6 separate regions of the Homo sapiens genome follow, and all the other regions are linked to region 3. A link is a loop called in an ENCODE intact Hi-C map of the cell type or tissue named here. Cell type or tissue: heart left ventricle. All regions are shown on one strand. Region 1 holds the start of LINC02823 (long intergenic non-protein coding RNA 2823). Region 2 overlaps LINC02823 (long intergenic non-protein coding RNA 2823). Region 3 overlaps EPYC (epiphycan). Region 4 overlaps DCN (decorin). Region 5 overlaps LINC02823 (long intergenic non-protein coding RNA 2823). Region 6 overlaps LUM (lumican).

Region 1 (4,000 bases), 350 kb before region 3:
GAAGCTCATTTAAAATGTTAAGTTTCTTTGGAAGGTCTTTATGTTTTCTTTTCATTTGAAGACCCAAATTCCTTTTGCAAAAATCAGTTTTAACTTAAAACCTTTAACATGTCTGCCTTTAATTAATTTTCAGGGTTCAAGGACTGTACATTGTAGGTTTATCCTATCAATTTGATTCTCAAATCCTGGTAGATGTCCCCAAAAGAAGAAAAGAAAAAGCATAAAACTCCATACTCAAAAGTGCCCATTAGTCAGCTTTCACCATGCCAAGTTGTCAAGCGATATCACAGTTATGATCTTTAAAGCATTCAAAAAAAGCTGGAGAACTTTGTGTGAAGAGCTGGATTTTATGGCTTTTGTGTGTGCCAAAGGGATTGTCCAACAGAAAGTACCCTGGAAAGCCTAATTATTACTCCACATATAGTACGTGGCATTATAAGCTATTTTGAGGTTTTTGGAAAGGGAGAGCTATGAGTGACAACCACAGCAGGGCGTGCTGAGGAATTTAAACCCAACTCTATCATCTCCCTGTTGGCAGAACATAAAACACATAATGCTGTTTTAGTAATCAATCTTTCATGTATTTATTTTAAGGAAAAATAATTTCATTAAAACTTACAGAGTGGGAAAAGGAGTGATATAAAAGTCAACACAGTACATTTATATTCAATGAGAATTATTTTTTAAAACATTATGGCTGCTATTTACAAGGGTGGCGTTCGTTTTATACTTAAAATCACAGCAGCTTTTGTAACACTTTTTTTAGGAAATAATGAAAAATCTGATTTGGATTACGACTCAAGTTGAATATTTTTAAGAACTCTTTAATTCTTATACATGTCAGTTGTATAAACAAAATAATGTTGGGAGAATGAACTCAGAAACTTAGAAGCTATCAGTCATTTTTCAGATTTGCCTCTATGCTTTGTTATTCTATTATGTTTGAAAGGGTCTTCAGACAGAGATGAGAATTTAAAGACAATAAATGAAGAGCATTGTTTTATGATTGTGACTTCAATATGCAAGTCTAGTGAGAACTATCTCTAAGTCAGATTTGTGGATATGTCAGTACTGTTTAAAATGAAATTCAGCTGTCTCCCCTCTCCATCCTGGAAGCATTTTATACGTCAGCATTGTCTACTGTTTAGTTGCAGAATATTTTGCTCAGTGGTCATTATAACTTTGGAGGGCACGCCTTAATGCCTAACATGTGTAAAAGGTATTTACCTATAGTAACCAGTAATTTTACTTACATTTTCTCCCAAGCATTGTGGAATCTCAAAAGCCTTCGACTCTACGCTTCAAGTCCAAAAAAACTAAGCAGATTTGTGATACCACTTCTTTTTCATGGTTCTAGATAAAACAAGTAAGAATTTTCTTTCTAGTAAAATAAATGGATTTGCTTCTCTGGTTTTCTACTCTAAGTACTAAGAAAAAGGGAGGTACAATACTTAAAGTTAAGGATTATTGTAACTAGGATAGAATAAATAGAAACAATTAATTTTCCCCGTAGATCTATATCCATGACCAAGGATAAATGAAAACTGTGACATTAGGATTTGAGACAGTGTTTTGCTATTTTGTGGTTATTTCAGACTTACTGTTTTAAAGCAAAATCAACTTATTACCATTTTGAAAATGAGAAAAACCAAATCCAAGTTTTGATTCAGACTTTACTAATAGTTCTATGTCACATGATTAATAAACCTCTGGGGGATATAACTTTTAAATATTATAATAAAAATAAATGATATTTGGCTTTTTGTTTTTCCCTTTGAGGGTGAAATAGAGCTAATGGTCTTTGAATCTGACCTCTTTGCTGCTATTCCCATTTTTTCCAAAAGGTGGCGCATGTGTAATCTTTTTCTTTATCAGGGTGCAAAGAACCTGGGGAGCCAGAGGGACCTGAGTGAATTTTCAGAATTGTTTTTCTTCAACAAACTCAAGGTGGCCACATCAGAAATCTGCATTTCTGCAATGGCAGTTTCTTTATGCTCAAAGAACCCTTCAAATAAGAATTAATCTGATTTTGTGAAAGAAAAACATGCTTCCTATGCTTCCCATCTTAGTTTGGTTTAAACTTTGGAGTTCTTTTTGCCAAGTTTATTTTATAATGTTTTTCTTCCTTTCTGATCTTAGACTAAAGTTCTATTTTTTTAAAGATAACCTTGACTCATGTGGAGTTGTCCTTCTTAATTAGAATTCATAAGCAACACACAAGTATGTCTGGACTCTGTCTAAACAAAGCTCTTTGACAGCACAAATGCAGAAGGATAAATCTATCAGACAGGAGAAATCTTTTGAACTATGGGCAGATAAGAGGGAGTCAGAAGTACAGAGGGAAAGGAAAACATGTTGGAGAGATTCTGATGATGAGACAGGAATTCACAGATGAGACCTAAAATCAAACACACAGTTTTTCCCAGCAATTCACTTAAATGTGCTTCCAAACTCTGTAGCTGAAAGAAAAATTTAAATATGATCTAACGAAGTCCAACCACTTCACTTTACAGATGAGGAAACCAAGTCCCAAAAGATGAAGCCATGTATTTAGTGAAACACAACTGAATTCTGTTCTGTTTCTGGTGAAATAATACAAGAATCTGTCAAAGAGGTGTGTTAAGTCACAAGTTGCAGAAAGCAAGACTTAATAGTTTTGAAAATTGTAGTCTTTTAAATCATGATTCTTTTTTATTTAGGCTTGTATTATTTTGGTCACTATGCTGTTTTAGACACTCTCCTCTGCTCCACAGATGAATATGGTCATTCATTAGCCATTAAGTTGTAGATCTGTGCTGTCCAATGCAGTAGCCATTGGCCACTTGAGTATTTCATTGAATTTTAAACTAATTTAAATGAAATGAAATGAAAAATTTAGTTCATCCATTGCACTAGCCGTATTTCAAGTGCTTAGCAGTTGCATGTAGCTAGTGGCTGCTATTTAAACAGGGCACATATACAGGCATAATTGTACTTCACTTTATTGTGCTTTGCAGATATCGCATGTTTCACAAATTGAAAGTTTGTGGCAACTCTGCATGGAGCAAGTCTATTGGTGCCATTTTCCAACAACATGTGCTCACTTCGTGTCTCTGTGTCCCATTTTGGTGATTCTCACAATATTTCAGACTTGTTATTTCTGTTATGGTGAACTGTGATCAGTGATCTTTGATGTTACTGTTGTAATTATTTTGGAGTGCCATGAACCACACTCATATAAAACAGTGAACTTAATAGTAAATATTGTGTGTGTTACGATAGCTCCACCAACTGACCCTTCCTTCATCTTTCTTCCTCTCCTTAATTTATCTCCCTCTCCTTGGGCCCCCCATTTTCTGAGACACAACAATATTGAAATTAGGCCAACTAATAACTCTAAAATGGCCTCTAAAATGATCAAGTGAAAGGAAGAGTCACATGTCTCTCACTTTTAATCAAGAGCTAGAAATGATTAAGCTTAGTGAGGAGGGCATGTTGAAAGCCAAGACAGGCTGAAAGCTAGGCCTCTTGTGCCGAATAGTTAGCCCAATTGTGAATGCAAAAGAAAAGTTCTTAAAGAAGATTAAAAGTGCTACTCCAGGTCAGGTGTGGTGGCTCACCCCTGTAATTCTAGCACTTTGGGAGGCCGAGGTGGGTGGATTGCTGAGCTCAGAAGTTCAAGACCAGCCTGGGCAAAATGCTGAAACCCCACCTCTACTAAAATACAAAAAAATTAGCTGGGTGTGGCAGCGTGCACCTGCAATCCTAGTTACTTGGGAGACTGAAGCAGGAGAATTGCTTGAACCTGAGAGGCGGATGTTGCAGTGAGTCGAGATTGCGCCATTGCACTCCAGCCTTGGGGACAGAGTGAGACTCTGTCTCAAAAAGAAACAATCCATCAATCAATAAAAGTGCTACACACACATGTATACATATGTAACTAACCTGCACATTGTGCACATGTACCCTAAAACTTAAAGTATAATAATAATAAAATAAAAAAAAGAAAAAGAAGCTAGAA
Region 2 (4,000 bases), 380 kb before region 3:
AGGTAGAGGAAAACATACCCAGGAATAATGTAATTTTTGACTTTCGCTGTGCGTAGAAATATCTTCTTTGACAGAGTTGTCCTCAGTGTTGTGTTTTGAAGGGCTAATGAATATTTCTTCTTCTGAGATAGTCCAGAAGGGAGCCATTTAGAATGCCTGATGTGTGGATAGATGGCCGTCAATCAATATGTCTACAAAGCAATTCTCTGAATGCCAGAGGATAGTGAAGAAAACTAGAAGGAATTTGAAATGAGAAAGTATGACTTTTAGGCCATTAAGGTTTTCTTTCAAATACCTGGTATGATGAAAGGGAAATAGAAAAAAACTCCAACAGCTGTTAATACATGGAACTAAAAGATGAGTGTGTAATATAGAAATTGATAAAACCATTAGTCTAGATGAGCTTTCATAAAGCATTTGATTCTCATCATTTTCTATTGACTCTTTATGGTATAACGTATTCCACAATTTAAAATTATCTTAGTTTTCATAATTTCAAAAAATATCAAATTTTATTATATGTTATGAAATACTGGCCCCAAGCCAAATTATTTTGTCATTTGTTTGGAATGAGATCCATGAGTTCCTTAAGACATATGTCCAGAACTAAAATATTTTCATAACTATAAGATAATATTGTTCTTTTTAAAGTTTTGTTTTTCAGGGTTTTAGCATTTCATATACATAATTTCCTTTTCCCAACTGCCCTCACCTATTTCCCTGGCATACTACTGGTATTTACCTGAGACTTAACTCAAGTTTATTTTTGCCTATATAAAGCTTATTCTGTCTTTGCAACCCTGCTCCACCCCAACTCACAGAATTGAACACTCTCTTTTTATGTGCAAGCACTGAAGTTGGCACCAGTCTCTGGGATCTACTCTAATATCTGTTATCACAACACATTGCACATTGTATTAATGTTTTCTTCATCATTAGACTGTAATTTATTTAAGAGTTAAGTCTGTGTTTTCTTACTCTTTGTGTCCTTTCTTCCTGTGGTGATGACATAGCAACTGCCCAATACATACTCATGGAAGTTAACTTATGAATAAATAAGTGAGTGGCTTTCAACTGCAGATGCAACTTTGAATGAGACGGCATCTGTTTCCACACCAAAAAAATTTTAAAACATAATATTTAGATTTCTTTCAATAATTAATTATTTATAAAGTCCTTTTGCATACTCCATCATTCAACTGATACTTACAACAATAATATCAGCCCCATTTTAAAAGTAAGAGCGTTCATGTTCATAGTAAGTCATGCAACTACATGAAAACTCAAGTATTCAGCTAAAGACACACATCCTATATTGCACACTGTTGAGAGAAATAGCAACTAAATGGGATGGCAATTCTGTGATTAACCTCTGTAACAAAAAGATTGGGTCATTTCTTTTCTTCTATTCATTTTTCTTGTGTACAAGTAAGAGAGGTCTACAAGGTGACCCCCAAGTTCCCTTCAACTCTAGCATATGAAATCTGCTCACTCACATACTCATTAAACGCTCTGTCTCTGGCCACCACATCAACTGACCACGAGATGGCGATGCAGCTTAACTCAGCACCCAGGTCTGTAACCCCAGCATCTAATGAAAGCCGTGCCCAAGGCAATTTCCCATATTCAGCAAATTTTAAAACATAGACATTCTGTCATATTTGAGAACTCACCACCTCCTTTTTCAAATATGACTACTGGCATGGAGAAAATGTTTCAAGATGCCAGCCATCCCTAAGATCAAGCAAGAGGGACATCAACTTGAGGCCAGTGCTAGTGAACAGACTAAGAAAGCTCATTTACATGACGGAAGACAAAGTATAATATCCACACCAGGGCAACTTTACCAGGTAGAAAAATTGGAGACTGCGTCTTCATCAGACTCTAAATTTCGATACTTTCAACACCAGATTTGTTCTCTGTTGAATCCCTGTAAATATTTAGCATGAACAAATGCACTAAGCACCAACTAGGAGTACCTCAATATGATGGGGTCTAGGGAAGAGGTAGTCAGTCTTCTGTAAAAGTTCACAATCAGACTCATATGTGTAACATATGTTTAATGAACACATATTGTGTGACAAGCTCATGTGTTAGGTCTCAGATAAATAGCATTAATAGTGGCTACTATTATTTGTTATTTATTGATTGCTAATTGCCACGGCATATGCATAGCACTCTAAATTTCAACTCATTAAATATTTATGAAAACATTACATATTAAGGGCTAGTAGCCCTATTTTACAGATAATGAAAAGTAGGCTCAAAGAGGTTAAGGCAATTTGCTACGATTACTACCATTTACTAAGATTACTGCCATTACTAAGATTACTGAGTCCTGGTTTTACAATAATGGAAAAGCAAGAACACTGAGGATAGAGGAAAGGCATACGCCAGCAAACATAACACATAATATTCCTGACAATAACCAGAAGTGCAGTCAAGGACACTTTCAGAGCACAATGCTTCTTCCTTGCCTTGGTCCCTGAAATTCACTTCCACTTGTTCAGAAAAAGAAAAAAGTAGGATTTCTGATTTGTTTTACAATATCCATTGTCTACCAATTCTCTCATGGCAGTATGGTCTTCAGCTGGCCCACTTGGGGATCCCTAATCCTGAACATTTTATTACCTCTTTTGCAACCAGTGCTGCTACTGGGCTTGTACTCTTGGAAACATTTCACAGGCAAGACTCCTCCAACCCATACAGAGGCTAGAAAGAAGGCAAAGAGACACGTTCTCAGAATGATATAACAAGAATCCCTCATCAAGGCTTGGTTTGTGTCTCTGTTAAAACGTAGTTGAGACATGGAATCAACCTAAATGCCCATCAATGATAGACTGGATAAAGAAAATGTGGCACATATATACCATAGAATACTATGCAGCCATAAAGAAGAATGAGATCATGTCTTTTGCAGGGATGTTAATGGAGCCGGAGACCATTATCTTTAGCAAACTAACACAAGAACAGAAAACCAAATATTGCATGTTCTCATTTATAAGTGGTAGCTAAGTTATGAGAACACATGGGTGCACAGCTAGAAATAGCACACACTGGGACCTTTCAGAGAGTGGAGTGTGGGAGAAGAGAGAGAATCATGAAAAATAACAAATGGGTAATAGGCGTAATACCTGGGTAATGAAATAATCTGTACAACAAACCCTCATGACACAAGTTTATCTATGTAACAAACCTGTACATGTACCCCTAAACTTAAAATAAGTAAAAACAAACAGAAAAGAATAGTTATTTTTAAAAGTTTATATCACTTCTACCAAGGAGCATAATTAATTTTGGCCATCATTAGAATATATTTGCTGTATGATTAACTGAAACATAAAATAATTTTATAATATACCAAGGCTCTGAAATAAATGCTGATTTTTTTCTTGACTCGGAGTGTGGGTTCCAAGGTATTTTTGTCCCATGTCAGCTGTTCTAGGGTGCCACATTCTCATTTCAGTTCTCTTTTGTTTTAGCTGTTATTTATATAATTGCTTGAAGTATCATATTTATTGATTTTTTTCCCACAGTTTGGTTCTCACTACATAAATCTGGCTATATTACCAGTACGGTAACTCTAGCCCTGTGGAGACAATGTGGCATAGAAGTTGAAATCCTTAACTCTGGAGACAGACTGACTAGCTTCTAATCCCACTCCTGCCACTTATTTCATGAGCAGTCTTGGGAAATGTGCTTAACCTCTCTATGCCTTAATGTTGTCATCCATAAAATGATAATGATTCATTTTTGACATACAACAGAGTTAGAAAGCATCTACTATATTCCACACAATGCTCAAGTAAAAATCACTAAATAGAACAGACCCCAAATCCCTGCTTTTGTGGGAGATGACAAGGGTAATGCACATCAATGGAATTTGTGTCCTTATAGGCTCAAGGAGCTCTCTTGTTCCTTCCACCATCTGAGAACACAGTGAGAAGTCCCCAGGCTTCAACCTGAAAAAGGGCCCTCATCAGAACCTGATCATCAGAAC
Region 3 (4,000 bases):
TTTTGATTTCATGCTTTAAATAATTTAAAGTAAGTATTAGCACATTCACTGATTTGTCTCAGAAAATCTCTAAACATAGAGCTGTGACTTAGATATATTTTGGACAAGCAAAGTTGGAAAAAATTATACTTCAATAAGTACTTGCTGATTGCCTATTATGCTTACAGCCTAGAGGTACACAGATAAAAGACATGACATACTTTACCATCCAGCAGGCTTGGAAATGCAGAAAACAAATGGAACCAATGTAATACAGCACAGAAAAGGCTGAAATAGAGAGACTCTATGGAAGCACAGAAGGATGCACAATTCAGAAATATAAACTGATAAAAGAAAGTTTAGTGTTCCTTAAAAAGAATAATTTTCATTTGTGATTTGCAATGCTTTTAAATCTATTATAAGTGATATTAAATCATAAGTGTATTCCTAAAATTTTTTGGTTACTCAAACACCTAGAAAATACCTGGTCTGAAAATATACCTGTGTTATAGATGAAAGGAATAGTTTGCAGATCACTTGGTATTAAGTAATCCAGAAATAATTTATGTGTTTCTTTACTTTCTTAATGAAAGCAAATAAAGAAGGGTGGAAAAAAGCAAAAGGCCATATTGGTGTGGTTAAGGGAAAGTCTGGGATTTCTGGGGATACCACAAGGACACTGGGCCACAAAAAGTGGGTCCTGGATGTCGCCATCCCAATTGCCTGGAGCAAATTTTCAGCCCAAGCTTACGAGACCGTCAGAGAAGTAGACATTTACTAAGTACCACAAAGAAATAGACATTCAGACAAGGGAAGAAATCTGAAAGAGAAGATTTCTCCTAAATCCAAACAGTATTCTTAAAAGCAATGATTCTATTACTTAAAATGTACAAGTTAGATAAGAGCAAAGCAGTTGTAATCTAAAATATAATATAAAAAAAAACCTTTGAATAATTTTGTAATTTTATAACTGCCTCCTAGTGTCAACGTTCTCAAAGAAGTCCATTTTAACATACCTAGATATCATTACAATATTTGTTATTTTAATAATATTGAAAACACATGAGAAATGGCATATCACAATCAAATCATAGTTTTTATGTCACTATATATTTTATTTTAGTATAAAGGATACTTTTCAGTAAAATGCCATTAGAGACAGTATAAGTCATTGGTAAGGAACAGAATATTTGAACCTAGGAAATCAAGGATTGAAAGGACAAGATAATATGTATCAATTTCTGCTCAGTTATTACCTTCAAGGGGAGTAGAATGAGAGCTGGATGGTAAAGGGGAGTTTTGAATTTACTCTGTACACTTCTGAATTAATGTGAAGCTTTCACAACATTGATGCATTCTTATAATGCTACTTATTATTAGAAAACAATAAATGAGCTTTTTTTTAAACCTATGAAATGAACAAACATATACGATATTAAAGAACAAGAAGACCAAAAAAAAAAAGGCATTGGAAACAACTTCTAAGATTTGAGAAACAAAACTAATTAAAAACAACAGTTACTAGAACCATGTGTGTTCCTCCAAGCAAGCAGGATGGTCAAACTATTGAACTTTAGAACATGAGTGTCCTCTTGTGGCAAATATGGGTACATTTTAAATTTGTGTCACTGCCACACAGAGTGACTGAGAAGTTGGCCTGAAGAAATTCTCTTTTTTTTTTTTTTTTCAGATTGAAATAGCCACAGTGATGCCTTCAGGGAACAGAGAGCTCCTCACTCCACCCCCACAGCCTGAGAAGGCCCAGGAAGAGGAAGAGGAGGAGGAATCTACTCCCAGGCTGATTGATGGCTCTTCTCCCCAGGAGCCTGAATTCACAGGGGTTCTGGGGCCACACACAAATGAAGGTCAGGTACCTCAAAGCAGAATTACAATTGAGTCCACTTTGTCATCCTCAAAACTGCACAGCTTCAACTCTACAGGGAAACCACATGACATGACCCAAGAAAAAAGTTTTGGAATAGGCTAGGTTTGAAGCATATTTATACATAGATTTTATATTCAAATATAAAGCAGTTTTAATAATTCAGCTTCGGTCTCATAAAAATGATCAAATAACCAAAGATTTGGGATGAAAATATTGTGTATCATTACTCGAAACCTGGTGGTGGAATGTATTTGTAGAACAGAGAGTAATTGATGAGCAGGATAAAATCTTTGCCTCTGAGATTAGGCCACAGCAGTTCAAGGGGATAAGAGATGATGAGGATGAAGATGATGGTAATAGTAATAATATTTTGCACTAATTGAGCATATACTATCTGTGGCCTATATGCTCAGCACTTCACATTATCTCATTGGATTATTAAAACCTCCCTGTCAGAGTGTTAATATTACTCTTCTCATTATCATGGAGAAAACCATAATTCAAAGGGGATAGTAACTTGCCAGACATCACAAAGCTGTTACATAGCAGGTTTGAAGCCAGCCTGTTCAGATTCTTGGCTGTTTATTTATTTAAAAACAGGCTTCTTCTCACTCAATCCTAAGAAGCAACAGAGAGAGGAAAATATTGCACAACATCAGACACCATGTTGCATGGCCTGCAGATGAAACCAGAGCCTTTTAGTTAATGAGAAGGAATTCTTAGTGCTACATGTAATTCTATAATATGTCCGTATTTCTTGTTCAAATGTGTCACTGTCAACCTTGGGGGTACTCAAGAGGACTCACACTGGAATACTTTTATATACACAGAGAATGGCATAGTTAGGGAGTATAGAAAAAAATAGAGAGTTCCCCCTGCAAAGGTTGAGTGAATGTAGAGTGTCTCTGTATTCCAAGTTCTGTAGACACAAAACTTAGTTTCAAATAACTACCGTTCTCATGAATATTTCTGCCTAGCACAGGAAGATAGACATAGAAACAAATTTAGAGGCAATACTGTATGTATTAATCCATTTTCATACTGCTGATAAAGACATACCCAAGATTGGGTAATTTATAGAGAAAAAAGAGGTTTAATGGATTCACAGTTCCACATGGCTGAGGAGGCCTCAAAATCATGGTGAAAGGCAAAAGGCGTATCTTACATGGCAGCAGGAAAGAGAGAAAGAGAGCCAAGTGAAAGGGGAAACGCCTTATAAAACCATCAGATCTCATGAGACTTATTCACTACCATGAGAACAGTATGAGGGAAGCCGCCCCCATGATTCAGTTATCTCCCACTAGGTCTCTCCCACAACATGTGGGAATTATGGGAGCTACAATTCAAGATGAGATTTGAGTGGGGACACAGCCAAACAATATCACTGTATTACAGGTCTTATGAGAAAAGTCTGTCCAGAACACATTGGGAGACAAAAAGAGAGGGAGGAGCAATATTACCTAAGGCATGACTAAGAGCAAAGTACAGGAATCAAAACTGAGAGTTTCTTGGACAGACAGAGGAACCAAAACATATGTATTCAAATCCCAGCACTGTGACTTGTGGGGTTTTTATAGTCTTGAGTAAGGCATTCAATATTACTGTGCCTTAGTTTTCTCATCTAAAAAAATGGGATAATAAATAATAGAACTTACCTTATAGAGGTGTTGTCAGGATTAAATGAATACATGTAGTTACTGGCCCATAGTAAACATAGTGTTAGTTATGAAAATTCTATTGATAAAGGAGTTCATGCATTTTTTTCTCTCAAAATTTTTAGTGTACAATACAGTATTGTTAACTATGAATAGTATGATATAGCAGACCTCTAGAACTTGTTCATCCTGTATAACTGAAATTTTATACCCCTTGAACAACTCCCCATTTCCTGAGGCTCTGATAACCACCATTTTACTCTTTGCCTCTTTGAGTTTTTAACTGTTCTTCAATAAGTAATATGAAAAGTTGCCCTTTCATCCCATGCCTTCTATATGCCAGACACTTGAATTGTTTTATCTACATTAACTTTTTGAAGAGTCAAAACACTATGTACTAGGCACTGATTACCCATTTTTAAAAATAAGAAAACTAAAACTCTGACATACTATAAAATGTGTCCAGTAACACAGAGGTGAT
Region 4 (4,000 bases), 200 kb before region 3:
TTAAAGTGGCAGTGTGAATAATAATCTTTATGATATTTTGTTAAATGAAAAGCCACAAGCCTGTATTCAACATGTGCTGCCTTAGACACATATCAGTAGTAAATATAAACTAAGAACAAACATGTAAGAAACTGAAAAACATTTGTTTCTTCTCTAGAGAATCTAGGCAAAAATTCCCAGAAGATACCTTAAGGTTAGATCATACAAAGATCTTTCTTTTCTCTTCTCTTCTTTCTTTCTCTCTCTCTCTCTCTTTCTTTCACTTTCTTCCTTTCTTTCTTTTTCTCTTTCTTTCTTTCCTTTTCTTTCTTCCTTCTTTCTTTCTTTCTTCCTTCCTTCTTTCTTTCTTCTTTTTTTTAATATGCTACAATTGGATAATGACTCAAAACAGCTGTAAGATTCTACTTACGAACGTACAGCTTTAATATGGATTCGTCTAAGTGTACAATTCAAGGTAGAGATGATGGGACTAAATATCTGCTATGATGGGACTAAATATCTACTATGTTTTGGAGATATCAGAATGGTTTCAATGCAATTTAAAAAATATTTCATCTCCCAAATGACTTTGCTGCTATATAATCAAGTACTTTTGTTATTCAGATTTATTACGATTTTGTCACTCAGATTTATTTAGTGCACTTCAGTTGATTTAACAACATAGATTCGTGCTTGTGGAATGAATGGATAAATATGGAATACATTTATCAAAACAATACTTGTTTTTTTACAAAATGCCCTGTTAGCAAAATGAGATCATATATACATCACATAAAAATCAGAATTTTCCATATGTGTTTATTAGCTTATTAAACATAATGTTTGAGAAACTAGGAAATTGATTTATTTTTTAAAGCCGATCTTGCTTATACCAAGTTGAGGTTTTCAATCTGCTTTTTTTATATCAGAAATTCGATACTGAAAAAAAGCTAATTTTGTGTTTTAAAAAATCAGACTGATTGCTTGGAACAAATGGAATAAATCGTCTTGTCAATAAAGTGATGGTCAATTGAGTCATTTGTGTGCAAAATATTGTGCAAGGCCCGGGTACAGAACAAGGAATAATAAGACACGCCCTGAAGGAGTACATCGTCTAGTGAGGGACAGACCAAGCACGCAAAACAAATTGCAATATAATGTGATAAGTTCTTTAAAAGAGGTAAGAGCAACGTGCTTTGGGAGCAGAGAAGAGGGAGAAAGCAGCATCTTGCCTGGATGAGCCAGGGGACACAGAAGAGAAGCCCACTATCTCATTTAATCTTTACAACTCTCTTGCAAGGTCGGTATTCTACATGGCAAGTAGCTTTGATTGTCAGGGTTCAGGTGAGGACTGGGAATGGAGTGACAATGAAAAGGAATGTGGCTAGAGCTATTAATTCATACCAATTTATGAGTGGTCTGACATACAGCACAGGGACTGTGGACAGTATTGATAAGCCATAGGAAGTTAATAAATGGTTTATAGTAGAAATTAATAAGACAAAATTGAATTTTTAGACGATGACTCAGGCAGCAAAATGGAAGATGGACTGAAATAGAGGAAATATGCAAGGCAGAGATGAATTAGAAGCTCTTGTAGTAGTTTAGGGAGAGATGAGAAGGGCCTGGATCAAAATAATTGTGGTAGGATGGAGAGATGTGACTGGCTTCCAGAGATATTTCTGAAGCAGAAATTGGAGATCTCCTATGTGGATAGAGATAATTTTATCTGACCATGTGTTAAGTGAGCATTGAAAAGCCCAACATGATTTATTACCATGACAATTTTGCAAATGATTTGGATATATAGTATATCATCTTAGTTTAGACCCAAAATTCAAACAAGCAGATTTAAATAATACTCAGATTTCTCATCCTAAGTAAATAGCTGTGCAAATGATACTATAATGTACCTGATTGTCTTTCAATACATTTTTAATGCTCTGCTTCCTGATAACAAATGAAATATTATTTTGCATCTTTTCTCTGTGCTCACTGTATTGTGGCATATTATATAAGAAACGACACACAGATTAGGCAGTGCTACTCTTCTTAAATCTCTCATTTGTTTCCTAGGTTCCCTGGTTGTGAAAATACATGAGATAAATCATGAAGGCCACTATCATCCTCCTTCTGCTTGCACAAGTTTCCTGGGCTGGACCGTTTCAACAGAGAGGCTTATTTGACTTTATGCTAGAAGATGAGGCTTCTGGGATAGGCCCAGAAGTTCCTGATGACCGCGACTTCGAGCCCTCCCTAGGCCCAGTGTGCCCCTTCCGCTGTCAATGCCATCTTCGAGTGGTCCAGTGTTCTGATTTGGGTGAGTGGGATGCAGTTTCTCTTTACCTACCTTACTTGTTTTATTCTTGGGAATGGCAACTCTGAGAGTTTAGCATTTTCAGTTTTAATCTCTCTAAATTTGAGAGACAGTGCCACCTAATGAGGAGTAAAGGAAGCAGAACAGGATAGAAAGAAAAGTAGCGTTGTTGTTCTCTCTTTCTCTCTCTCTCTCCCTCTCTGTCCCTCTTCCTTTTTTCCTCCATTACTTTGCAATCTTGGACAAATCATTTTTAAAAATATTTCTGAGCTTTATATCCCTTCTTCTACAAAATAAAATTTTGAATTAAAAAAGTCTTATGTTCTAAAATTTCAGAGTAATGGTTTAATCTTAATTCTATAATATGCTTTTATAAAATATTAGATATTAAGAAAATCAGGTCAGTCTCTCTACTATTCACTTAGCCCAGACAACAGAGTTTCAACATTACTAAATTGTAAAATAATCAGTTATCAAAAGCAAAACACATCAAATTTTATGACAAAATCTTATCTTTCAAGTATCAAAATACTCCCTTAATCTCTGAGTCTTAGTTTTGTCTTTACTTTTGACATTTTGTAATCCAGCTGCTTATATTCTTTAGAAAGTTTCAAAGGAAATATTTATCACTAAGGTATGGTGTAAATATTCAATATAATTGTGTTACATATATCTTTAGCCTAACACCCTAAAGACAGTTTGATTTATCATCTTTTCAGAAAAATTTGGTCTGGAAATTCCAAGAGCATTACACTTAGAAGATAAATCTCCAGAAAGATTGAAGCTCAGTGGATGGGCCAAAGGGGAATGAACTCAGTTTACATGGCAGCTCATTCACATTCCTCCTTTTGAAGGGGTGTATTTTCTTACTGGAGATGAAAAGAAAAAAAAATCTTTATATCATGATTCCGCCATGTGTACTTCCTTCTGGAAGAAATTCCATACTATGATCAGGCACTTCTTTCAGAAGTCCTATATTTACTCAGAACATGCTTTCTAGCAGTAGTTTGCAGAAGAAAAATGCAACTTCTACAATTGGAATAAACTGCCTATAGGAACCCAGAAAAAATATAAAGTATATTCAGTAGTAACGACTGAAAAACACTTGAAATAGCTTCTTCAACACATATATTGTATAGCTATTTAAAACCCAAATACAAATGTTATATGAAGACTTTCAAAAGGCCGCAGGATAATTCCAATGGATCTATTTGTTCAGTCATTCAGAAGCTATATCGGGAACCCATCATGGATGAGCTCTGCTCTAGGCATGGGGAGAAAGGATGAGGAAGACAAATATGGCCCTAGTTCTTGTGGATCTTATGTTCTAGTGGTGGTGACTATTACTTTTTGAATTGTGTATTTGCCACAGGGGAGATTGGATTACTCTTCAGAAATTTTATAAGCATCTAGAGATGACCTGCATTATTGCCTTGGGCAGGAAAATAACAGGGTTGAAAAAAATCTGAACAAAGAAATCACCATTTGATGGATATACACAGGATAATCTTTTCTGAAGTTACTAAAATGGCGAAGTTCCCAAAAAATGTAATGCGAATTAAATTTCACTTTGCCTCTGAGAAAAAGTTAAAAGAATTTATTATTACTCTCGCTACATGTATTATCAAAAATGAAGGGTTGATATTTTTAAGGAAAGAAGAGTTGGCCAGTCACTTTAGTGAAGTTTTATTTTTTCGTAAATAT
Region 5 (4,000 bases), 350 kb before region 3:
TATGTCACTTAGCCACATTACAATAAACAAAATCAAGAAACTAACATTAATAACATTACAGTCTAACTTAGAAGCCATATTCCAATTCAGCCATTTATACCACTAATATTCTAAACCAATCCAGGATCCCATGTTGCCTGTAGTTCTCATATCTTTTTATTTTCCTTTACTCTAGAACAGTCAGTTTTTCTTTGCCATTCATGACAGTTACTTTTTTTTTAAAGAATACAGACCAGTTATTTTGAACAATGTTCCTCAGTTTGGGTCTGTCTGATGTTTCCTTATTAGATTTAAGCCATGTATTTTTGGCAGGAGTACAACAGGAGTGATGTGTTTTTCTCAGTGCAGCATGTTGTCTTTAGTGAAACAGTAATTTAACTGTCCATTTGGTAAAGGTGGTGTCAGCCAATTTTCTTTAATGTAAAGTTACCATTTTTGTCTTTGTAATGAATAACTATCTTGTTGTGAGCTACTTTGAGATTATATAATCATCCTGTTTCTCACTATACTTTTATGCAATAATTCTTTGATGAGTCTTGCCTGAAATAATTATTACTAGCATGGTTTCCAAATAGTGATTTTTCTATTTCTATCGTTCGTTCTACCTTTGTTAGTTGGAATTTTATTGTAAAGAAGAGTTTTACTTTCTACCCTGCTAAACTTCTTTTCTGAGGTCTCTGCATTCATCTATCTGTCCATCCATCTATTTTCTTTTTTATTTATCCTTTGCTTCATTTCATATGTACTAAATGTATAGTCTTATTTCATTTCTCTGACTTAATTAGATTTTCATAAAAGACTCCCTTAGTGATGTTCCTGCTCACTACTTTATTTATGTATCATTACATGTGCCTACTACTGCTTTCTATAGAGTTAATGAGTAATTTATATCAGAAAACATAAAAGTCCATTCTTTAAAATCTGTTAGAGGCTTGTCTATGAGGGAGACTCAAGCTTTCTAAGGTGACCTTCATCAGATGAATCTGCATATGTTCATGAACATATGTTTGGACTGTCTGTGCTCCTCCCCTAACCTCCTTGTCAAGATGATCCCCAGTTGGATTGTTGACTGAAACTGTAAGGCTTACTTACTATAGATTTGGTATTTTTATCAAGTTTGGTTGAGTGTCTGACTCAAGTCTCACTCTTTATATTTATTTCAACTATAAGATTTCTTATGTCTTCTTATGATCTCTCTAACATCTGTCCATGGTCTGATCAGATTTGAACTTCCCAGATTTGAGATTTTAGTGACACATACAAAGATTATGGAATAAAAATAACATAATCAGAGATGCCATTTATTCAGTGCTTAATGTGTATCCCAGGTACTTTACATATAATATTTAAAAATCTCATAAAACCCTATAAGATCCATGTGTATATCTCAATTTTTAAAAAGTCTTTTGCCTGGTGTTCAGAGAAGCTAAATAATCGGACTGAGCTCGAAGCTAACAAGTAGAAGGGCTGGCATTCAAATACAGGTTTGTCCTAATGGAAAAGGCCATTTTTTCCGTTTGCATTAAACATTGATAATATATCTGTTAACAGTGATAAATATACACAGGAATAATAATGATAGTATATGAAATTATTAAGAATAAAAACTGTAGAGATTCTGTGGCAGAAAAATGAAGTTCTCTTCTTCCCAAAGTGCAGCAGAGTACTCAAATTGCAAGTGTTTATTTATTTTATTTGGCTTTACTTGTTTTGTTCCACTTCTTGCTTTCCTCCTTTGTAGAATCAGTATACTTAAAAATCTACACACATGCTCAAGAAATTATGAAGAAGCCTTAAAATCCATAAAAGCCATAATAATGATAATGTTACTTTATCCCCATGAAGATTTATACCTAGCGCCAAGATTTATACCTAGCACCAAGCTTATACATAGCTATAAGTTGAATATATGAAATTAAATTTTTTGTTTCCAACAGCAGGTGGTGGTGCAGGGTTATTCTATCAAGTTACAGGATTTAATTACAGATACTACTGTGTTGTTGAAAGTGATATGGAACATGTATTTTAATTTTGGAAGCATTTATATTACCTTATTATGATTTACTTTATAAAATAACTTCTTTGAAAAAATTACATACTCATATATAATTTTAGAAGAAAGAAAATGATTAGATATATACAAAATACATACCCTTTAAATCATTTAAGCAGTTTAGAACTTCATATAATTATGTAAATAATTTTGATATGTATTTTTGATAATATGATTTAATATTGAGAATTAAATATTTATATCAAATGTACTCTAAATTTATAATTATTAGAAAAATAATAGTACTAAATGGAGGGACTAAACAAATCTTTGTTATTTAGTAAAAGAATGGACAAAAATGTTTATTTTTGCTTCTTTAATTTCTAGATGATATAATGATTATCTTTAATCACTTTCTACTAAACCTACAATGTACTATGCATTTTCTATTACTCATCTATCCATATTCCTACTCAACTATCTTCAATGTCACTAAATAATTTATTTTGAATCTTGGCTACATTTTAGCTCTTAATTGGTTTAAGTAAAACTTAAAGACAGTAGTATCTTCCAGAATCTTTGATCCAGGGATGGGTTTCATTGGATGATGGTTTTCATTGGATGATAGGTTTCATTGGATGATAAGGAAAGAGTCTATTTCACTCTTTTAAAAAGCCATCGCTCTTACCAGTGAAATACTATTTGGATATTGTAGTCCTCTAGGCCATGATGATAATTATGATGTTAAATTAGTTGAGTCAGTTTTTCAGAGGTCCCAGGCCACACAATGCAAATGTAATATTTATAACCTCAAATGATTCATAGACAATACTAGGCAGCAGATGGCATCTCTAAAGATTTTAATGACTGTTTTGCAGAGCCTGCTTTACGGCAGATGGAATGGAGGAGGGGAGAGACAGGTGTCTGGGAACTGTTGGAATGAGGTAGAGTCAGGTGGTTGGCAGGAATTAGGGGTCCTCTGGAAGGAACAGAGGTTAAAAAGAAATAGAGTGAGTTGGCAATATAATTAAAAGTGCTGTATATCAAAGTCTACAACACGGAGATGTGGGGACTGTTTATATTTTATTTTGGGCCCAATCTATATGACTTCAACATTTTTTATTGTAGTCTCTTAGGATTGGAACTGAAGTTTAATATCCACTATTCTAAATGACCAGCCATATCAATGGCAAGGTCAATAAGGAGTAAGATTAATACTTCCAAATATCTGCTTACAGAACCACTTTGAAAGAAAGTGCTTAACCAAACTGAGCCTTCTACCCTATCCCGAACCCCCTGCAGCTGCCATCATTTCAGAATAGAGAGCCACCCAACATAACAGAAAAAAAAACTTCAGCTTATCTTAAAATGAAGAACAACAATAGCAGATAGATTCTAAAGCTCTCTTAAATTTTAAAAAATTTGTTTTGTATTTGATATTCAGTGTATGATCTAAAGACAGGAATAAAACAAACAAACACACACACACACACACACACACACACACACATATTCATTCTGAAAGCTACAAACTAGACTACTGAAACAGAAGCTCCTTAGTGTGGAAACTTGGGGTTCACATTTAATAGAATCCCTCCATACAACTATTATGAACAGGATAGTTGAGAACCACTGGTTTGTACACTTTGAAGACTGTTCCTAAAAGTAATGGCCTCAAAATATAGTGCAATGAACAAAACAAAATAAAAAGAAGTAGCACAGGTAGGGGCAAATTCAGTTTATATGGCTTGAAGCTATAAATATTGAGGCTCTCTTTATGAAATAAAATAAAAAACTACAAATACAACATTAGATACAGTGTCTTTTGAGAAAATCTACTTCTGAGGCATGAACATTGAAGATAGCTTTGTTTATTACCAGCCTGGACTTGTTTCTGGGCTTTTCTGAGTTGAGAATAATGACTTCCTTCAGCTGCCAATTTCAAATGAGTTCAGTCCCTTATAAAACAGTGAAACACCCCACAGCTATAGGGGTATCATCCTCTTC
Region 6 (4,000 bases), 130 kb before region 3:
CGAGTTTTTTAAAAAGTTCTGGGAAATGATTTCGTTTTTGAAAACAGCATTTTCTCTATAGCCACAGGTATTTGAAAAAACTGAGGGTAGTACAGTGTGATTTTGCCTCATAGTGGAGTCATTATATGGTTGCAAACTCTCATTCAATTCAGCATCCTTGTTTTTACTTTGCCAAAAAATATGGAAGCATTTTTCATTACTATTTAATACTCACATTATAGTTGCCATATTTTGGTGTATAGTAAATTTAAAATAGCTTATTAATAAAGCAAGACAAATCTTTACAGTATTTACATTCTATAACTTAAAATAACTCTGGGAATATGTCATCACGTTCTTTTTAGTGCTATGCAATTATTATTATGGCCAAGTTCTGTCAGCAAAATTAAATGCCCCCATTAAAATCTTAGAGAGTAATTTACTGAGAATCTGGCTACATGTTACCTTATGTCAGCAATCAAAGTATTTCTAAAAGCTGTTTTATAACGTTCCATCTGATCTGAAATAAAGTGCCTTACAATTTCAAATTAAAACAAATAAAAGACGTTTTCAGTTTCTAACCCCAAAGATCCTGCTTATCCCAAACTACTTTGATCCAAAAGCTTGTAATCATACTTTCATAGAAAGATATAATATTCTCAGTTATCTATTAGAATGTAGATCTTTCGTCACATTAATGATTTATCTCCCAGGGCTACCAACTTTGCCTCAGCCACAACTGTTCACTCTATAAAAGTCTAACTCTTATATTCCAATTTTCCCATATCTAAATTGCTGCACCTAAGACATTGAAATGTACTTTTTTGAGCCTCACCTTAGAAACATGTTCCTATGAGAAGATAACTGTTACACATTATTTCAAATTCATATTCTCAATTGAATAATTTACTAGATAGTTCTAACACCAGTATTAAATCCAAACTTTAAAAACATCACACCTCTCTCCCACCTCCATTCTGTGAGGCCACTAAAAGCCAGATATGCAAACCATGGCATCTTCGATTTTGGCATGAAGAAAGTAGAGAACTTGTGAGTAATTGAGAGAGACTATAACTCTAATTGAAAACTTGGAAAATACTATCTTTCTCTACCTGTTGAATCTCTTTCCAGAAAGAGAAACCTTCAGAATGTGTGACATTTTCCTGATAAACATTAGCAATTATTAAATATTACTAATATTTTGTTTAGTAAATAGCTAATTTATGAAATATTAGTTCCAGAACACAGTTTTGCAATGTGCTTTAAAAAGTGTAGAATGTTAAGCACAACATGAACTAGTATGCATGCACACCAGCACCAAGAATTCTGTTCTCCTTCCTCAGAACCAACAGTAACCAGACACTTTTAAAGGAATGTGCCTTCCATTTCCCTCCCACATACAAGCAAAACCTCAGGTTGCCCATATTCCCGTAAGGATCTTCTTCATGAGTCATTTTAATGATGTCGAATGGTAGGGTAGAGTATACAGTTAAAAACTGTCTTCTCATTCTCTTTTTTTGAGAGATGATCTGAAGCAGTAGTCTAATTCGGTGGTCAATGAACACCACCCAGAAACCTCTTACAGGAAGGCATTTCATTAAGGAAGAGCCTGGAGATTGACTGGAACAATTAGGCTGGGCTCGCCCAGAAGGGGGCGCACGTGTACGCAATCTAACCTGAAAGCTGCTCACTACATAGTTGTAAACATACACCTTTGTCCTCATACCTAAATAAAAATTTAAAAGACGCTGTTAGATGCACTAAAAATAGCTATAAAATAACAAAATGCACATTTTCTAATGAATTTAATGTTGCAAATTGAATGTCTTTTTCTTGAAAGTATATATTTTTTTAATTAATAAATGTTTCATCTTTATTTAGGATTCAAACCATTTGCCAAAAATGAGTCTAAGTGCATTTACTCTCTTCCTGGCATTGATTGGTGGTACCAGTGGCCAGTACTATGATTATGATTTTCCCCTATCAATTTATGGGCAATCATCACCAAACTGTGCACCAGAATGTAACTGCCCTGAAAGCTACCCAAGTGCCATGTACTGTGATGAGCTGAAATTGAAAAGTGTACCAATGGTGCCTCCTGGAATCAAGTATCTTTACCTTAGGAATAACCAGATTGACCATATTGATGAAAAGGCCTTTGAGAATGTAACTGATCTGCAGTGGCTCATTCTAGATCACAACCTTCTAGAAAACTCCAAGATAAAAGGGAGAGTTTTCTCTAAATTGAAACAACTGAAGAAGCTGCATATAAACCACAACAACCTGACAGAGTCTGTGGGCCCACTTCCCAAATCTCTGGAGGATCTGCAGCTTACTCATAACAAGATCACAAAGCTGGGCTCTTTTGAAGGATTGGTAAACCTGACCTTCATCCATCTCCAGCACAATCGGCTGAAAGAGGATGCTGTTTCAGCTGCTTTTAAAGGTCTTAAATCACTCGAATACCTTGACTTGAGCTTCAATCAGATAGCCAGACTGCCTTCTGGTCTCCCTGTCTCTCTTCTAACTCTCTACTTAGACAACAATAAGATCAGCAACATCCCTGATGAGTATTTCAAGCGTTTTAATGCATTGCAGTATCTGCGTTTATCTCACAACGAACTGGCTGATAGTGGAATACCTGGAAATTCTTTCAATGTGTCATCCCTGGTTGAGCTGGATCTGTCCTATAACAAGCTTAAAAACATACCAACTGTCAATGAAAACCTTGAAAACTATTACCTGGAGGTCAATCAACTTGAGAGTAAGTAAAAAGCTGTTCCTGTGTTTGATGTGTGCTCAAGTGTTTAAATACCTGGGCTGCACAACACAGATATTGCATCTGGCTCCATTAAAAAAACAAAATGTCGCCCGGGCGCTGTGGCTCATTCCTGTAAATCCAGCATTTTGGGAGGCCGAAGTGGGCGGATCACCAGGTCAGGAGTTGAGACCAGCCTGGCCAACATGATGAAACCCCATCTCTACTAAAAATACAAAAATTAGCCAGGCGTGGTGTCGCACTTCTGTAATCCCAGCTACTCAGGAGGCTGAGCCAGGAGAATTGCTTGAACCTGGGAGATAGAGGTTGCAGTGAGCCGAGATCGTGCCACTGTACTCAAGCCTGGGCAAGACAGCCAGATTCTGTCTTGGAAAAAAAAAAAATGTCCACAAAATATCCCTCTACTTCAAACAAAGAATAATTCTAGCTCAATCATATATCCAATATCCAGCCTTTCTTTGGTGTATCCAGATAAGGAACAATTAAGGTCACAGAATTTAATATGTAAGTCTTCAAACTAAAAATTCCGGGCCAACTCATCCTGCTGTGTTACCTCCTCATATATATCTCTTATTATTTTCTCCTTTATGGCTTAGATTTGTGTCCTACATTTATTTTTTGACAAGATCTAGATGAGGGAGGAAGAAATGAGTTCAAAAGTGGCACAGTTGGCAAACTCCATAGCCACAAAGAAGCCCATATTGTCCCTCCCTCCCTCCCTCTCTCTCTCTTTTTCTTTCTTCCTTCCTTTCTTTCCCTTTCTTTCTTTCTTTCTTTCTTTCTTTCTTTCTTTCTTTCTTTCTTTCTTTCTTTCTCTTTCTTTCTTTCTTTCTTTCTTTCTTTCTTTCTTTCTTTCTTTCTTTCCTTTCTTTCTTTCTTCTTTCTCTCTTTCTTTCTTTCTTTTTCTTTCCTTCTTTCTTTCTTTCGTTTTCTTTCTTTCTTTCTTTCTTTTTTTTTTTGACAGGGTCTCACTCTGTCGCCCAGACTGGAGTGAGGTGGTGCAATCTCGGCTCATTGCAACCTCCACCCCCCAGGCTCAGGCGATTCTCCCACCTCAGGCCACCACCACCACCAGGCTAATTTTTATGTTTTTAGTAGAGATGGGGTTTCACCATGTTAACCAGGCTGTTCTTAAAATCCTGACCTCAACTGATCCATCTGCCTTGGCCTCCCAAAGTACTGGGATTACAGGCGTGAGCCACTGTGCCTGGCCCCATATAGTCTCATGGTCTTCCCTGACAT

Evidence for each region. Hi-C counts contacts between places; a loop is a spot of excess contacts. Peaks named below come from ENCODE experiments on the same cell type or tissue, not always from the same donor. Only the 100,000 strongest peaks of a DNase experiment are listed, where the experiment ranks them.
Region 1: it touches region 3 in a loop (8-fold over the local background); 50 of 110 quality-filtered maps call a loop at or near these places.
Region 2: it touches region 3 in a loop (19-fold over the local background); 88 of 110 quality-filtered maps call a loop at or near these places.
Region 4: a loop joins it to region 3, with 3 times the contacts of the local background. A loop is called at or near these places in 20 of 110 quality-filtered maps.
Region 5: a loop joins it to region 3, with 4 times the contacts of the local background. A loop is called at or near these places in 55 of 110 quality-filtered maps.
Region 6: a loop joins it to region 3, with 3 times the contacts of the local background. A loop is called at or near these places in 44 of 110 quality-filtered maps.

The regions. Positions count from the first base shown.
Region 1 is chr12:91,324,474-91,328,473 of GRCh38, reverse strand. It overlaps LINC02823 (long intergenic non-protein coding RNA 2823), which reads right to left and starts at 1,548. Exons shown (of 4, transcript NR_183611.1): 1 at 1,254-1,548. The region is part of intron 8 of LOC105369896 (a long non-coding RNA gene); the gene reads left to right. In heart left ventricle, CTCF peaks have their summits at 1,637 and 1,836 (motif pointing right); no DNase peak of the experiment used is centred here; H3K4me3 peaks cover 1,239 bases; H3K27ac peaks cover 2,496 bases.
Region 2 is chr12:91,353,133-91,357,132 of GRCh38, reverse strand. All of the region lies in intron 2 of LINC02823 (long intergenic non-protein coding RNA 2823), which reads right to left. It overlaps LOC105369896 (a long non-coding RNA gene), which reads left to right. Exons shown (of 9, transcript XR_001749251.2): 8 at 3,898-4,000. Among named protein-coding and RNA genes, the nearest start is that of LINC02823, 28 kb to the right of the region's middle. In heart left ventricle, a CTCF peak has its summit at 1,544 (motif pointing right); a DNase peak (open chromatin) is centred at 1,562.
Region 3 is chr12:90,975,932-90,979,931 of GRCh38, reverse strand. EPYC (epiphycan) reads left to right here. Exons shown (of 7, transcript NM_004950.5): 3 at 1,670-1,844. Among named protein-coding and RNA genes, the nearest start is that of CCER1, 23 kb to the right of the region's middle. In heart left ventricle, a CTCF peak has its summit at 1,571 (motif pointing left); no DNase peak of the experiment used is centred here; H3K27ac peaks cover 1,368 bases.
Region 4 is chr12:91,176,641-91,180,640 of GRCh38, reverse strand. It overlaps DCN (decorin), which reads left to right. Exons shown (of 8, transcript NM_001920.5): 2 at 2,056-2,299. The coding sequence starts at 2,089. Among named protein-coding and RNA genes, the nearest start is that of DCN, 4.2 kb to the left of the region's middle. In heart left ventricle, a CTCF peak has its summit at 2,428; no DNase peak of the experiment used is centred here; H3K4me3 peaks cover 4,000 bases; H3K27ac peaks cover 4,000 bases.
Region 5 is chr12:91,330,454-91,334,453 of GRCh38, reverse strand. The region is part of intron 1 of LINC02823 (long intergenic non-protein coding RNA 2823); the gene reads right to left. The region is part of intron 8 of LOC105369896 (a long non-coding RNA gene); the gene reads left to right. Among named protein-coding and RNA genes, the nearest start is that of LINC02823, 5.5 kb to the right of the region's middle. In heart left ventricle, a CTCF peak has its summit at 1,944 (motif pointing right); no DNase peak of the experiment used is centred here; H3K27ac peaks cover 268 bases.
Region 6 is chr12:91,106,861-91,110,860 of GRCh38, reverse strand. LUM (lumican) reads left to right here. Exons shown (of 3, transcript NM_002345.4): 2 at 1,861-2,743. The coding sequence starts at 1,882. Among named protein-coding and RNA genes, the nearest start is that of LUM, 2.6 kb to the left of the region's middle. In heart left ventricle, a CTCF peak has its summit at 1,632 (motif pointing right); DNase peaks (open chromatin) are centred at 1,630 and 2,870; H3K4me3 peaks cover 3,856 bases; H3K27ac peaks cover 3,507 bases.